Regions from separate parts of the Homo sapiens genome. Here region 2 is linked to region 1. Evidence: read pairs that join two places in POLR2A ChIA-PET (ENCODE). Cell type or tissue: PC-9. All regions are shown on one strand. Links, peaks and the distances in the headings refer to the core of each region. The heading gives the core; the rest is flanking DNA.

Evidence for each region. Peaks named below come from ENCODE experiments on the same cell type or tissue, not always from the same donor. Only the 100,000 strongest peaks of a DNase experiment are listed, where the experiment ranks them.
Region 2: POLR2A ChIA-PET joins it to region 1 with 13 read pairs; 3 of 35 experiments call an interaction of 5 or more read pairs at or near these places.

What each region holds. Positions count from the first base shown.
Region 1 is chr9:77,794,539-77,802,885 of GRCh38, forward strand. GNAQ (G protein subunit alpha q) reads right to left here. Exons shown (of 7, transcript NM_002072.5): 4 at 2,982-3,110; 5 at 1-54. Among named protein-coding and RNA genes, the nearest start is that of GNA14, 150 kb to the left of the region's middle. In PC-9, for the core only: no CTCF peak of the experiment used is centred there; a DNase peak (open chromatin) is centred at 3,743; H3K27ac peaks cover 1,172 bases.
Region 2 is chr9:77,889,556-77,897,902 of GRCh38, forward strand. All of the region lies in intron 2 of GNAQ (G protein subunit alpha q), which reads right to left. It overlaps LOC107987081 (a long non-coding RNA gene), which reads right to left. Exons shown (of 2, transcript XR_001746758.3): 2 at 5,658-8,347. Among named protein-coding and RNA genes, the nearest start is that of GNAQ, 140 kb to the right of the region's middle. In PC-9, for the core only: no CTCF peak of the experiment used is centred there; no DNase peak of the experiment used is centred there.

The DNA of each region.
Region 1 (8,347 bases), core at 271-8,270:
AAGCAGTGTATCCATTTTCTTCTCTCTGACCTTTGGCCCCCTACATCGACCATTCTGCAAGGTTAACAATACTCATATTAATAACATATAAAGTAAAACTAAAAAGTCAACATAAATATAGCACTACTTACAAACTTAGGGAAAATATTCTCTTGAATGACGATGATCATCCAAGTCAATTCAATTAATACTTATTGAATAATTACTAATTTCTTATTACCTAATATTCAAAGTTAAAACATTCTGGGTAACACATCATGATGGTTTTAAGAAAGTTACCAGTGTGTACGAAAACTGTAACACTGTAAAAAACATCCTTATCTGTGCCAAGCAAAATGGTATTTTATTTAATGAAGCGCTGAAGAGTCCAAAACTGAATGAGTTTTGTGTTAAGCCCTACTGGCAAATACTGAACTTCAGTTTCTTTTCCTATAAAATCGGAAAAAAGATCCTCATGTATTTCTTATGGATGCTAGATATGACTACAAGTATACTTAAAATATGTGAGATGCTATACAATTCAATATGGGTGGTATGATGCTTCCACTAAATGCAGATACGACCCCACTCATCCTTTATCAGCAGGGTCGGCATGTTGGGCATTTTTTTCTTCCCAATATTGATAAGAATTTGGCACAGGTCCAGTCATGTCAGGTCACTTACTTGAAATAAAGTGTGAGTGAATGAAGATACTACAAGGTACAAGACGGAGGCCATCATGTGAACCATTTCAATCATTTGTTTTTAACACATCAATTCTGTGCTGAATTACTGCTCAGAAACCAACACTGACATCAATTAATTTGAGTGACAATGTATGTCTGAAAATATCTAGCAATGCTTGGCACTGAGTCAAAGTTTCTCCAAATTGTTGAATCCGTATCTTGAATGAAATGTATACAATGTTCACAGGAAAAAAATAGTCTCAGAGAATGAGCGGTTTAGGTACAAAAATTTGAAAGTAGGGCTCTTTAAACATTTGTTTAAAATTGCAGTTGCTCCTGGTGTTTTCCTGCCTCCTGACATTAAACCTAAACAAGAACTAAGATCTTCTAAGTCACTACTCGTAAGCCTAGTAAGGCACAGGAGAGAGATCTAAGGGGCAAAACAATGCATTCAGGGAGATCCACGTACTATGGACATCAAAGCCAGAATTCTTAGATCTTCGGAAGTATTAAAATGCTGGCTCTTCCCTAATGCCAAGGTGTGAATAATACGCTACTAATTTACGTGAAATCCTCATTCCATGAAACTCTGTCACACTGGGCCGTAAAAGATGCTTCTGATGGTGGTGGAAAATTATACTTCTAAGTCATTACTTTTACTGTAGTGGCAAAAAATGTACTTCAAAAGCCAGTGTACAAAACGTGGAAAAAACAACATGTAATTGTAATCTGGTTTCAGAATCCACTAATTGCGAAGCAATAAGGAGATGAAAATCCCCATGAAATGCTATGTTTTCTAAAAATATTTTGTAACATGGAGGAAGGAAATCTGGGTGTCTCAAATTAAAGATTTCTAAATACCATAGACTTAAAACGTAAGTAATATAGAATGCTGGAGCTACAAGGAACCCTGAGGATCATCTAATGCAATACAACCATTTTATAGATTAAAAAACTGAGGCTCAGAAATAGTTTCAAAATGCCACCTACTTTGTGGCAATATCTATTAGAACAATGTATGGCAGCCAGATTTGACCTCAGGTACAGAGGCCGATTAGAAGAAAACACAGTGTCACGGCAAGGAATGAAGGTGGGCCTGCTAATCAGAATCACTTGGCAGAGTGACACAGGAGATAATAACTTCTGCTTCATAACCAATATTGCACACATCCATCTTCAATGGGGTGGGCGCTCCTAGAAAATCAACTCTCCACACTCCAAGACACATTCTCATTTCTCAAAGCACCATGTAGTTTGTATTCTAACTAAAAGTACAACTGAGTGATTGCATAATAAGAGATTGAATGAAAGTACATCAGTATTGTTTATTTTTTCTCATCCTAAAAACAAAACAACAGAATGCTTCTGCTGAAGTATTATCCAGACAGAACACCAGCAGTGAGAGATGAGGTAATAAATTTTCATTCTATTTTGCTAGGTAAATACAGACTAGGTTAATTAACCCATTTTCAAAATCATGTATTTCAAAATTTTTCAAGCAACATATTTTATGAATACAAAACATCACATATTTTTCTTGCTACTGAAAAATTTTGCATTGGTACCAGAGGACGTGGGGAAAACACCAGCATGAAAACTTCTGACACTACTTAATTTCTGTGATTGACAGCATCATATGATCATTCATAGCTTACATAATTCTAAAAACATATCCATTGTCCTTACAGTTAAAATGATTGCCCAAAAAATTACAGTTAAGACCAATGGTTTACTAACCGATTTTACTCAACCACAAGCAAAACTAAGATTTTATTGATTTCTTAGTGATTTAAATTGAAATGCCAAATGTTCTAGTACAAGTACATCTCTCTCTTTTGTTTTTTTTTGAGATGGAGTCTCGCTTCGTAACCCAGGCTGGAGTGCAGTGGCGCAATCTCGTCTCATTGCAACCTTCGCCTCCTGGGTTCAAGTGATTCTCTCACCTCAGCCTCCCAAGCAGCTGGGATTACAGGTGCCCGCCAGCATGCCCGGCTAATTTTTGTATTTTTAGTAAAGAAGGGGTTTCACCATGTTGGCCTGGCTGTTCTCAAACTCCTGACTTCAGGTAATCCATCCACCTTATCCTCCCAAAGTGCTGGGATAACAGGCGTGAGCCACCGCGCCCGGCCTCCAGTACATCTTTCTGTTATTTCCTCCCTCAGGGATATGTCATTTTATTTGTATAACTAATGATAATAATTGGTATAAAGCCTATCTTGTTTTGAAGCCTACACATGATTCCAGTATTTATAGAGTTTACCAAATGTACTCAAGGCATAAAAGCTGGGAAATAGGTTTCATGGACTCAGTTACTACCTGAAAATGACACTTTGTAAGTCAAAGGGGTATTCGATGATCCCTGTGGTGGGGACTCGAACTCTAAGCACATCTTGTTGCGTAGGCAGGTAGGCAGGGTCAGCTACGCGGTCCAAGTCATTAAGATAGCTAGAGGAGGGAAGACACAATGAGAATGTCAGTGACACCATCACACCAAAGCTGTCTACGGAAAGGGAAGGACAAAAATGAGTCCTAACAGAGAAGTAAAGAAGAGAAAGAAAAATATCAGAAAGTGGTAGAGGAGTCTGTGGAAAAGAAAGATAAAGTCAACCTTCCATTACTGGAAGGTTATCCATCTATGGATTACATACACACCATAGTTCTCATTTCTTCTCTTATTATCAATTAGAACTCATACTCCCCAGAGGCAAGGGGTGGGAGAAAAAGAAATTCAAATTAGTTTCCTATTCTCTACTTGTTTAGTAGGTTTGGTTGTCAAAGCAGGAGTTTAAAACAAATAGTGTTTAAGACAACAGAGAGTTGCACATAAGGTCAGAATGCCTTTTTTTTCTTTTTCTTTTTTCTCTTTTTTGCAGAACATCAGAGTCTTCCTGGAATGAATTTCACTATTCTCCTAAGAGAAGACAGCAGGCTACAGTGTCCTAAATTCTGTCCAGAGCCTAAGTCATTCATGATTAATGTGAAGCCATGACATTTCTAGTTACTGCAGTAATAATGTGTCTAAGGTCAGATATTCCCAATGTTTGGAGTCACCACACCTTAACTTTATATTTATCTAGTTATATGATACTTGATACTTTTCCCTTCCCTTAAAAGAATTTTTCTTTTGAAATAACTTTAGACTCACAAGAAGTTGCAAAAATATTACAGAACATTTCCCTGTACCCTTTACCCAGCTTCCCCAAACAATAACATCTTACATAATCATAGTACATGATCAAAACCAGGGAAATGACACTGACACAAATACTATTAACAAAACTACAGACCTTACTGAATTTTATCCGTTGTTATATACTCATATGCTATATATTGTATGTATGTATACAGTCATCCCTCAGTATCTGTGAGCGACTGGATCCAGGACCTCCTGCACATACCAAAATCCCTGGATGCTCAAGTCCTCCATATAAAATGGAACAGTATTTGCATATAATGTATGCATAGTCCTCTCCTATAGTTTAAATCAACCCTAGGTTACTTAACAATGTAAATGCTATGTGAATAGCTGTTATACTGTAGTGTGTAGGGAATAATGACAAGAAAAGTCTGTACATGTTCAGTAAAGATACAATTTTTCTCTGAATATTTTTGATCCATAAGTTGTTGAGTTCACAAATGCAGAACCCATAGATACAGAGGGCTGACTGTATTATGGGGGGGTATCTAGTTCTATGAGATTTTATATGTAGAGATTTGTGTAATAACACCACAATCAGGACACAGAATTGTTCTATCACTACCTGTGTTATCCCTGGCAGTCACACATATGTTCTTCATCAATGTAATTCTGCCATGTCAAGAATCTTTTATTCCATTCATGTTTCATTTTCTCAAAGTGTAAAAAATAATCTGAAATGTTGAGAATGACATAATATGATAGAATTGAGTGGTATCTTCATGATTTCAAAGAGTAACTGTGTTCTCCTTTGTCCTGGAAAGGATGGGGCACAGACATGGCTTCAAAACACACAACTACAAAGTATATGCACAAAGTAACTAACTTATGAGCCAGATTAAAGAAAAGGTGGGACCCTTAATAGAAATGGAAGGGGTTAGATCTTCAACTCTGTATACCCACAAACAAGAGGTGAGTTCTAAGATACATAACAAGGAATGCCTTGTGCATAGCATGTTATAATTGAACAATAACAAATACTCAGTGGACATGACCTACCCAGGGTAGGGACTCTGACACACTCATCTTTATTTCTGCCTTAGTACCTAAAAGAATGCCAGACAAATAGAACTTAATGAATATGTGTTGGATGGATTGATGGATTTCCTATGCTGAGATTTAGTTTTAGCATTATTTAAATAGCATTCTTACCAGTGGTATTTCTGTATGAATGATACCCTTAAATTTGAAACTGAATGTAAAAAAAATGTTAAATCTACAAGATTCCTGGAATCATAAAGTAGGAGGATTAAATCTGAGTTTAACAAAGAGTTAAGTCTGACTTTAACAAAGAAATAAAATTACTGCTTCTTTGGAGGTGTGTTATCAATTCTTTAAGACAAAAAAAGTATCAGCCCAGAAATTCCTATTGCATATCAATTAATTAGTATTCCAGGGGCCTTATCCCTGATACATTGATGATTCTCTAGCTGGCAATCAGCTCTCTGTTGAGTAACAGGAACCAGCCTGATAGCTCCAATTATTATAAAACTGGCTGGAAGACAAATAGAGGGAGGCTGGGAGAATACTGGTGTGAAACACAGAAAGGAAACGTAAAAATGGACTAGACCCAGAATTTTAGTAAATATCTTGCCATGATCACGGAGTCCTCTGATAAGAGTTAGACGAGCCCATGTTCTGGGAAGGGATCTGTATTTCACTCTACTGATAAACCAGCTCATCACATCATAAATAAAAAATAGGAACACTTTTACACTGTTGGTGGGACTGTAAACTAGTTCAACCATTGTGGAAGTCAGTGTGGCGATTCCTCAGGGATCTAGAACTAGAAATACCATTTGACCCAGCCATCCCATTACTGGGTATATACCCAAAGGACTATAAATCATGCTGCTATAAAGACACATGCACACGTATGTTTATTGCGGCATTATTCACAATAGCGAAGACTTGGAACCAACCCAAATGTCCAACAATGATAGACTGGATTAAGAAAATGTGGCACATATACACCATGGAATACTATGCACCCATAAAAAATGATGAGTTCATGTCCTTTGTAGGGACATGGATGAAATTGGAAATCATCATTCTCAGTAAACTATCGCAAGAACAAAAAACCAAACACCGCATATTCTCACTCATAGGTGGGAATTCAACAATGAGAACACATGGACACAGGAAGGGGAACATCACACTCTGGGGACTGCTGTGGGGGGAGGGATAGCATTGGGAGATACACCTAATGCTAGATGACGAGTTAGTGGGTGCAGCGCACCAGCATGGCACATGTATACATATGTAACTAACCTGCACATTGTGCACATGTACCCTAAAACTTAAAGTATAATAATAAATAAATTTAAAAAAGAAAAAATAAATAAATCAAGTAATTCAAAACAACAACAACAAAAATCAGATAGCTACTCTGTATGGATGGGGTTTTCTAATTTATCAGCTTCTTGATTTGAAAAACCTGAATGTACATTTCGAAATCCACAAGTTCACCATTTAACTACTGTATACAAAAACTTATTTCAGAGGAATCAAATAACTTTAAATTTCCACTGGCAAGGCTGCTCAGAAATATATTGCCTGATAAACCATCTCTACTCGCTTAATGCCGTACACAGAGGTCAGAACAGAGGGCTGTTAATTCTTGTAATGGAAGGTGCTGTGGTGTTCCTGAGGTAAAGGGAAAGTGTGGTTTTCTGTTTTCTGGAGATGAACCTAACAGATTACTCATTGCCACTCCATAGTAAAGCACAGATGAGTGTTAGCACAGGAGAATTTAAAGAACCAGCACATGAAGTGGGAAATTACCTGTCACATTGCTTGGATAAGATGGAATCAGGCACATACCTGCCACTAGAAAACTTTCCACTTACAAGGGGTTAGAGGATACCCTAAAAAAATTGTCAGTGGTATCACTCCTAAGTTCAGGGTACTGAAATGAATATCCAAGACACTCATACTTGCAAGAATACTTTTTCCTCTTCATCTTTTCAATGGCAGTATAGATCACAGAGAATGACAACAACAGCATAACAACAAATAACACTGAGCACCTGATGCCTGCCAGGCTCTGTTCTGTCTGTTCATTGCCCAGGTATCAACACAGTTCACAGCAATGAAATGGCCATTAAAGACGCTTCATAAATTTCTGGTTAACTTAAAAGGAAGCTGCAGTTTTTGCTTGCCATTCTTTTTGCTTTGCCTCAGTTGAATAATAGAGAGAAAGGCTCACTTTGCTTGGGGTGAAAGAGTTAAATTAATCTAGCTTAACAAAAGACAAGACTAAGAGGAACTGTATCTAGCTCTGCTAGTTCCAACATACATCATCTAGAACCAAAAACCAAACCAAACAAAAACCCAAAACAAGGCAAAGAAAAACAACAAAACCTCCAACTAAACAAAAGACATACAAACTATTTGCTCCTAGAGTAAAATCTGGGAAGCTACCCAGGATTGAAGATATGTTACAGACAATTTGTGAAGCAGGTAAAATTTATAGACCACGAACGACATTTTTGGCTGGGCGCAGTGGCTCACACCTATAATCCTAGCACTTTGGGAAGCCCAGATCACTTGAGGCCAGGAGTTTGAGACCAGCCTGGACAACATGGTGAAACCCCATCTCTACTAAAAATACAAAAATTAACTGGGTGTGGTGATGCATACCTGAAATGTCAGCTACATCGGAGGCTTAGGCATGAGAATCGCTTGAACCTGGCAGGTAGAGGTTGCAGTGAGCCACCATTGCACCACTGCACTCCAGCCTGGGCAACAGAGTGAGACTCTGTCTCAAAAAAACAAAAACAAAACAAAAAACAAAAAAACCCTGCATTTTTCATTGCCAAGAAGGGATCAAAGAGCTGCTGCCCGCATAACCCCCAATCCCATGCAACCCCCCTCACTCTGGGCTCACAGGACTCAGAGGAGGGATTCAGCACACTCTGTATTTCACATCTGCCAGGGAAAAAGGGAACTTTGTTCCCCTAGAAATGGAGTTCTAGCATGGTAAGAGTAGAACATCATCATTTGATGGTCCTCGTCACATACTGAGAAAAGGTAATAAAATAATCTCTTAACTGAATTGTACTTTCCATTGAAGCATTTTCTATTCTAAAAAAAAAATTGGTGGAATATGAGGGACAGGTTCATGTTAAATTATTCCATTCATTCGACCTTTTAAAAAAAAAACCACACCGAGGTCTGAACAAATTTATACTGTAAATTCAGAGTTAATTATAGCCATAATTTGTTTTGTAGGAATGATTCTGAGTGGCTGTTGAGGTCATTCTCAAGGGTGTTGCCATGGTGCCAGGCACAGGTACATTTCCAAGGCAATGTATGTGTAACAAGTATCTGGTAGTGACTCTCTCCTGATGTCAGGGAGAGGAAGCTCCCATGTTTTACATAAGGCTTGTTAAGTGTCTAGGAGACAAGCTATTCATGTTAGAAAATGGGAGATTTAGCTGCTTAAACCCACCTTACTCCAATCCCTCCATGGGGATTTAATGAC
Region 2 (8,347 bases), core at 40-8,039, 95 kb after region 1:
AAGGATCAACTGTCCAATGCTTATTGGACACATGTTGATCCTTCCAGATCCCTAGTGATGCTGCAAGTTCATTTCCAATTTGCTGTGTTAAGTCCTTCTTGATACCAGGCAGAAATGTTTCTTGTTTTTTCTCTTCCCTTTATTATCACAGTCTCTAATGAGTCCTGCCCACTGTATTCAATTAGTATGCTTCTCTTTGTCAAAATACGTCACCGCTTATTTCTAACCAAATGCACAACTATCTTTATACCTGTTCTTTTGGTTTTTTCCCAAACTCTTAAATTATCATGGCCTAGAAATTTTAATAAACTGACATTTCATCCCAAATGAAGCTTTTGCTTCCATCTTTCCAGTTATCCGAAATGTTTGTCAAAGTCAAATTGTATTAATTTTACATGCAAACATTCTATAATATGCATACTAAAAACAAGTAAAACTACAAGTTAGTTACTCCTTTTATCTACTCGCTTACAAAACACATAATAGCTAATCCTTCAAATAGACATGGGTTTGTAAGTTTTCTACTTTATTCTTTATTAAAAATTATTTTAAATGTTTAAATTTTGAAATACTTTATCTTAGTTATAATGTATCTTAATTCTGTTCCCAATGTAATTGCCGATTCGCACATATCTTTGTATTGGTTATTTGGGTTGGCATACCATACTCCTAGAATCCTCCACAGTACTTCTTCCAGACCCCTAAAAAACTTGAGAGTTTGACTGAAAGACTTCATAATAATTTATCGAAGCCATCTGGCATTACTTAAGCTATGCCTAAGAAAGCTTTAGTAGCATTCATTTTCTAAATGTTCTTATTTCATCCTGAAAATAGAGGGGGCATAGAAATATGAGAATTAGAAACGTGTCATAAAACTGCATTGCAAGGCTGGGCACAGTGGCTCATGCCTGTAATCCTAGCACTTTGGGAGGCCGAGGTGGGAGGATCACCTGTGGTTGGAAGTTCGAGATCAGCCTGACCAACATGGAGAAACCCCGTCTCTACTAAAAATACAAAATTAGCCGGGCGTGGTGGCGCATGCCTGTAATCCCAGCTACTTGGGAGGCTGAGGCAGGAGAATCGCTTGAACCCAGGAGGCGGAGGTTGCGGTGAGCCGAGATCACACCATTGCACTCCAGGCTGGGCAACAAGAGTGAAACTCTGTCTAAAAAAACAACAGCATAGCTCTAGTAACAAAAATTCCATCAAAAATGCATTGAGGAGACATGATCAGGATACTTAGTTTTCAATCATTTGCCCAGAGACTCGTCAGATGGTAGTATCTTACTCAAAAGTCATGGTATAGGTGGGGCACGTTTAGTTGCTCATGCCTACAATCCCAGTAGGAGGATCACTTGAGGCCAGGAGTTCTAAACCAACATGGGCAAGCTAGTGAGACTCTGTCTCCCTGGAGGAGTAGGAGAAGGAAGAAATGCAAAAGATATGGTATAGCAAGAGAGTGTTTTAAATTTCCATAATCTGTTTCTTACTTTATGTATCCTTGTTTCAGGGCTTAACTTTCTAATTCATTAACATAATATTCAAATATAAAATGCACTGAAGTCAGCACTTAAGCAAAAATGAGAACCTTTAGTTTTCCTTATTTTGATTTTTTTACTGTATCCATTTTGCCATTTATATATCCTCATACATATTCTCATCTAAATTATTCTTTTTCTTGCCTATTCTCAGTAGCCAGCCCTATCACACGTTCTCCTCTCCATCTCTTGCTCTCTTTCGTAGCAGCAGTTCTTATCTTTTCTCTGCACGTTTAAATAGTTTCTGTATATTTTTGTTGAATTATTTCCTTTACCTAAAATAGGTTGTTTTTTGGGGAGGGGAGGAAGTAGGAGATCGGGAAATGGTTATTTTAATTTTACATCTTAAAAATAAAGCAATTTACTGACCTTGCCACCACATAATTTGGAAGAAAATTTCACGTTTAAGTTCCTTTTGTAAGGCTGAGGACATGTTGCTATTGCTCTGTCTTTATATGAATGTATTATACGATTGTCATCTAGGACTTCCTCAACACCCCAGCCTGAGGGCCCTGCCTTTGCCACTTCTTTGAGGCCCACTCACTGCCCCCAAGTATACGCTGTCTTTCCATTTTGCTTGCCCTATTAGATATGTGAGGTCAGAGCTTTGAAAGCCGTACTAGTTCTCATTAGCAAGGCCTCCATATCAATAACACAGACCAAACAACTGTGTGCAGTGCTTGCTGTTCACTCTTCCAGTGTGATTTCATTAGCATGTATTCCTTTAGTGTCTAAGCTTTTTCTTTTTCCCCTTCAAGCACATTTTAGACTCTAAGCAACTAATCCTTGTGGACAAACCCCTTTGAACTACAGCTTTGAAGCCAGGTCATCGCCCCAGGCATGAAACAAGATGAGAAATAAGCCTTTAAATACTAATTTCACCAAACCCTGCCTTTTTTCAAAAGCCAAGATTCTGTAACCAGAAAGCACCCCCCAGATTGTTTTTTTGTTTGTTTGTTTGCTAATAGGTCTTGAGCAGCAAATTATATTATTATTTTAAAACATACTAGGTTCTAGTTTCAGTTGTCCTTCTATGGCATCTAGGGATTCTTAAATCTAGCCTAGTGCATGGATTTTGAGTCCACTGAGCTCTTCTGAAACGTTATCTGTCACAGTGGGGCCTCTCTCCCCTGCTTTGTCTTCATGGGGCTTTCCAGCCCTAGTGTGGAACCCATCCTCCTCACTCCTCTGCAGCTCTTCCCCTTTCACAAGTACCTTCTATCACTCCCTATGCCATGTAAATGCATTAAGTAGGCTCCCAGCTCTGCCCACAACCACTGCAACTGATTATCAAACACAAAATAAACACAAAGAAGGACACTGTCTTGGATTTCTCATAGGTTCAATACTGGTTTCTATCACACCCACACTGGTTTCTTCTAGGTCAATGCCCACTTTCATGGACAGTGTTCAGAATATATATATGATGTTCTATCTTACAAGAGTGAATTTCATAAAAAGTTCATTCAGAGATGTGAAATCCTCGGTGCTGCGAGTGATCTTTAACAACAGTCATAAGCAATGTTTTGTTAAAAATAGAAGCTGAAGAGCATTATTGAATATTAACATGACCTGGGCTTTATTCTGTGGCATAAATGACGTGGAAATCAAACATATGCTACTCATTCTCACTTGAAAAAAGCTTCATTTATAGGGCACAGATAAGAATCTATGAGGAGATTAAAAACACTGAATGATCCCTTTTGGAAACTAGTAAATAATACATACTTTGAAAAGAAAGAAAATCCCTTGTCATGTTTGGTAAACAAGAAGCTCCTCAAAGTTTTTCCTTCACCTCTTGAATAGGAATAAAATTAAGAAACAATGGGTGGAATATATGCATATTTGAATGTAGTAGGTAAGATAACTCTATCAAAATGTCAAAGGGTTTTATTGTTCCATCCATTACTTAATTATCTAAGGGTAAACTGCCCACTTTATGGATAATCTACTAGGCTTGGAAAGCTTCAACAGGGTCATGATGTCAAAGGGTTTCAAACCAGAGCGACTCCATCTTGAAGTCACTGGGTAAAATGAGGCTGAGACTACTGGGCTGCATTCCCAGATTAGGCACTTCAAGTCACAGGATGAGACAGTAGGTCAGCACAAGATACAGGTCATAAAGACCTTGCTGATAAAGCAGGTTGTGGTAAAGAAGCCAGCCAAAACCCACCAAAACTAAGATGTCCGTGAAAGTGAGCTCTGGTCATCCTCATTGCTCAATTATCACACATTAGCATGCTAAAAGACACTCCCACCAGCATCATGACAGTTTACAGATGCCATGGCAATGTTCAGAAGTTAACTTATATGGTCTGAAAAGGGGAGGACCCCTCAGTTCTGGGAATTGCCCACCCTTTTCCCGGAAAACTCATAAATAATCTACCCCTTGTTTAGCACAGAATCAAGAAATAACTATAAGCATACTCAGTTGAGCAGCCCATGCTGCTGTTCTGCCTATGGAGTAGCCATTCTTTACACCTTTACTTTCTTAATAAATTTGCTTTCACTTTACTCTATGGACTCACTCTGAATTATTTCTTGCTCGAGCTCCAAGAACCCTCTCTTGGCGTCTGGATGGGGATCCCTTTCTGGTAACAATGAGGAAAAGCTGGGTTGTAAGGAAAACAGATGAACTAGTAGGTCATACAAGTACTTATAGTACAAGCTTTAAGTAAATTTATGGATTCTTGTCTATTTGGCACCTGAAGAAGAATTCAAGGAAATCAGGTCCTTGCAACTAAGCCATTAGAGGGTACAGCCTCAGCATCCATTAGAGGTGAAGTCTGCTCTCCCTGCAGGGGCCCCAGTCTTGTCTGACACCTTCTTCCTCCCCACTCTCACCTGCGGACACCATGCTAAACTCTCGAAATACATTTTCTCTGAGATGATTTCAGAATGGCTCCGGCATACCAGGCACTGCTTGAGGACTTCAGGGCTCTTCTAGTGTCCCCCATTTTAGAGGTGAGGAAAATGTGTCCTAGAGAAATTATCTCACATGGCAAATAAGTAACAAAGCTAGCATTCCAATCGAGATGTCTGGTTTGTAAACTCTTCTTTCCAGAATGCCATGTCTTTCATGTTATTTCTCTGTTATCTGTACTACATAGATAAGGGTATTACAGTATTCTTAAAATATAACTAAATTTTAAATGTTTCATTTAAGTCATAAAAGAAGCAGTATTGCTAATAATACACTGTTTTAATAGAATATATATAATATATATTTAATAGAAAATATATATTATATATATTTAATAGAAAATATATATATTATATATATATTTAATAGAAAAAAAATATATATTTTATATATATATTTAATAGAAAAAATATATATATATTTTTTGGAGACAGTCTCACTATGTCACCAGGCTGGAATGCAGTGCTGTGATCTAGGCTCACTGCAACCTCTGCCTCCCAGGTTCAAGCAATTCTCCTGCCTCAGCCTCCCGAGTAGCTGGGACTACAGGTGCACGTCACCATGCCCAGCTAATTTTTGTATTTTTAGTAGAGACAAGGTTTCACCATGTTGACCAGGAAGGTCTAGATCCCTTGACCTTGTGATCCATCTGCCTCAGCCTCCCAAAGTGCTGGGATTACAAGCGTGAGCCACTGCCCCAGCCTTTAATGGAATGTTTTTTAAGGGATTTGCTTGTGATAAAATGGTGAGAATAAATATTATTGTTTTCATTGATCAAGAGCATTATTTTCCAGAAGTGTTTATTTATATAATAAACTTAAGAAGAATGCTAATTATACCTCAATATAATATTTTCTCTTAAATAAAATAACAATCAACTAAAAAAAGAATGGCAGTGGCCGGGCACTCACGCCTGTAATCCCAGCACTTTGGGAGGCCAAGGCAGGCAGATCACGAGGTCAGGAGATTGAGACCATCTTGGCTAACATGGTGAAACCCCTGTCTCTACTAAAAATACAAAAAAAAAAAAAATTAGTTGGGCGTGGTGGCAGGCGCCTGTAGTCCCAGCTGCTTGGGAGGATGAGGCAGGAGAATGGCATGAACCCGGGAGGTGGAGCTTGCAGTGAGCCAAGATCACACCACTGCACTCCAGCCTGGGTGACAGAGCGAGACTCCATCTCAAAAAAAAAAAAAAAACAGAATGGCAGCAAACATCGACTCTGTGCAAGGCACTCTGGTCATTGCTTCACATGTGTTAGTTCATTTAATACCCACCCTGTGACTTAGCTATTTATTTTCATCATTCCCCTTTAACAGAGGAGAATATCAAGCACACAGAATGTAACTGATCTGCCCAAGATCACAGCTAGTAAGTGGTGGTGCTCAGATCCAGTCTTGGTGAGGGGAATCTGACTGCAGTGTTAGGCACTGTACTATCCTGCTGCTAGTTACACAGATGGTTAGAGGAAGCCTCAGAGCTGAGGAGGGAGGTGGAGACACTCTAGAGAGAACCTTCTCTTGGTCTGCAGGGTTTGAGGCCCTCAGAAGAATCCAACATGGCCTTGAAGTTGGATTACAGCTCTTGATACCCTCTGTTCCTCCTTGTGAGAGATGACAAGAAACGGACTGGAAAATGGCAAACAGAAAATTCCTGATACAGTTTGGCTCGGTGTCCCCACTCAAATCTCATCTTGTAGATCCCATAATTCCCATGTGTTGCAGGAGGGACCTGGTGGGAGATGACTGAATTATGAGGATGGATCTTTCCGGTGCTGTTCGCATAATGGTGAATGGGTCTCATGAGATCTGACCATTTTAAAAAACAGGAGTTGCCCTGCACAAGCTCTCTCTGTCTGCTGCCATCCACGTAAGATATGATTTGCTTCTCCTTGCCTTCCGCCACGATTGTGAGGCCTCCCCAGTCACGTGGAACTGAGTCCAATAAAAGCTCTTTCTTTTGTAAATTGCCCAGTCTCGGGTATGTCTTTACCAGCAGCATGAAAATGGACTCATACAATTCCTAAATTAGAAAATACCTAAAATTTTGCATTTAGTTACAAAGTGGTAGAAGACATGCTGGATAGAAGCCTGATCACAGATTTTATTTACAAATCTGGGGGCAGGGGGCAGTTTATTAGCACTTACCTAGTTAATACATGATCCCCATTTTTAAAAGTAGAAATTTACAACAAAAGAAGCTAAATTGGAACACTTGTGAATTACTTAATAAACTTCAGTAGCTATTTCCTTCTAGAACTCAGTTACTTTAAAACACTCACCAGGAATAATTTCAAACATACATAAAAGTTTGGAGAATTATAAAATAAACTCCCATAAACCTTTCAAAAATCACCAAGATTTTACCATACTATACTATTTGCTTCATTTATTCTACGTTTTAAAACTGTTTTACTGAAGTATTTCAGAGGAAGTCCTATCTGTCCTAAAGCTGTCACTCATCCCTACCTGCTTTAATATGCAGCAATAAAATAAAAACTTTTTTTATACAACGACAATGCCAACTGTCATGCCTAACAAAAGAAAGAATAATTTCTTGGTATCAAGCCTGGTCCATATTCACATTTCACCAGTTACCTAAAAATTATATTTCTTTTCTTTTTTCTCATTTCTTTGTTCCAATCAGGATACAAACAAAGGACATGCACTAACAACATTTTGTCTCTTCTAGATTTTAATACAGAACAGCTCCTCCTCAACTTCCCCTTTTATCATGCCATTAGCTCAATGAAGGCACTAGCTCAATTTTACAAACCATTTTCATTCATTTCATGACCCTAATTATTTACTATGCACTTCAGAACATAGTGGATCTGGCTGACACCTTCTAGCTTCAAATACTTATTTCTGTTCCTTCACTATTTGTCATAAAAGAGGAAAATGACAACATATGACACATTGCATGGGCAGCTGTGTTTTGTCCTCCAGAAGTTATCTACACTACTAAGGACTAAGCATGTCTGTTATTACAATGATACTTAATTATAAAGGGAAACACACTTAAGTCCCATTTGAGAGACTGGTAGGAACTCTGCCAACCCGCCCCTTTGCCCCATTACAAAGGAGGCACCCGTGCCAAACCGGGGTAATTCTCTGCAGAACAGAGCTGCCCACTGTTAATTATGGAGTTTGGGGAATTAGTAGGCTAACAGACGACTATGATGCCGGGGAAAATCAGTTTGCTGGATCACAGAATGTGCTCAGCTTATTTTCTTTGTCAGGGATTTTAAAATTATTTATGATGAAGCTCTATTGAATGTTTTGTAATAATAATGAAGTCTTAGTAACATGAATCCTTACTGCAGCAGAGCACAGCTATTAAATCTTTGCTGAGAGCACAATGAGGGAGCCAGGGCTTTTTGTAACCAGCAAGGACTGTCTACAGAAAAAAAAGTGAGAGGTGGCCAACTTCGAAAGGCAAATTCAATTTAATCTCACAGTGAAGCCACCAGGGGCAGCACAATGCTGGAATGGTCTCTGCTTTCATAGGATGCAGCTTCTCCCTGGCCTGCCCTCAGCCGGCTTGCCCTTCAGCACTGGGCTCCTGCCATGGGCTGATGAGCCTCCAAAGCAGGACCTGGGCAAAACTTCGGGTGGGGGTGTCCCCTGAGATTCTCATTAAGACTGTCTCCTTCTTATGCTCCTGGTTTATAGTCTACAAATTGAAACACCAAAAAAACGTATGTTTGAGTGAAGGGAGGCCACTCAGGATCTGAGCAGCTGCTAAGTGCCAAGATGGCCAGGGGCCACAATGTGAGGCTGGAAGGCACTGGGACTTCCCCTGCCCCACTCCCTGCTCCCCCACATCAGTCATTCAAACCCATTATTTTAGTTCAGAAATTACTATTATCAACAACAACAAAAGTTA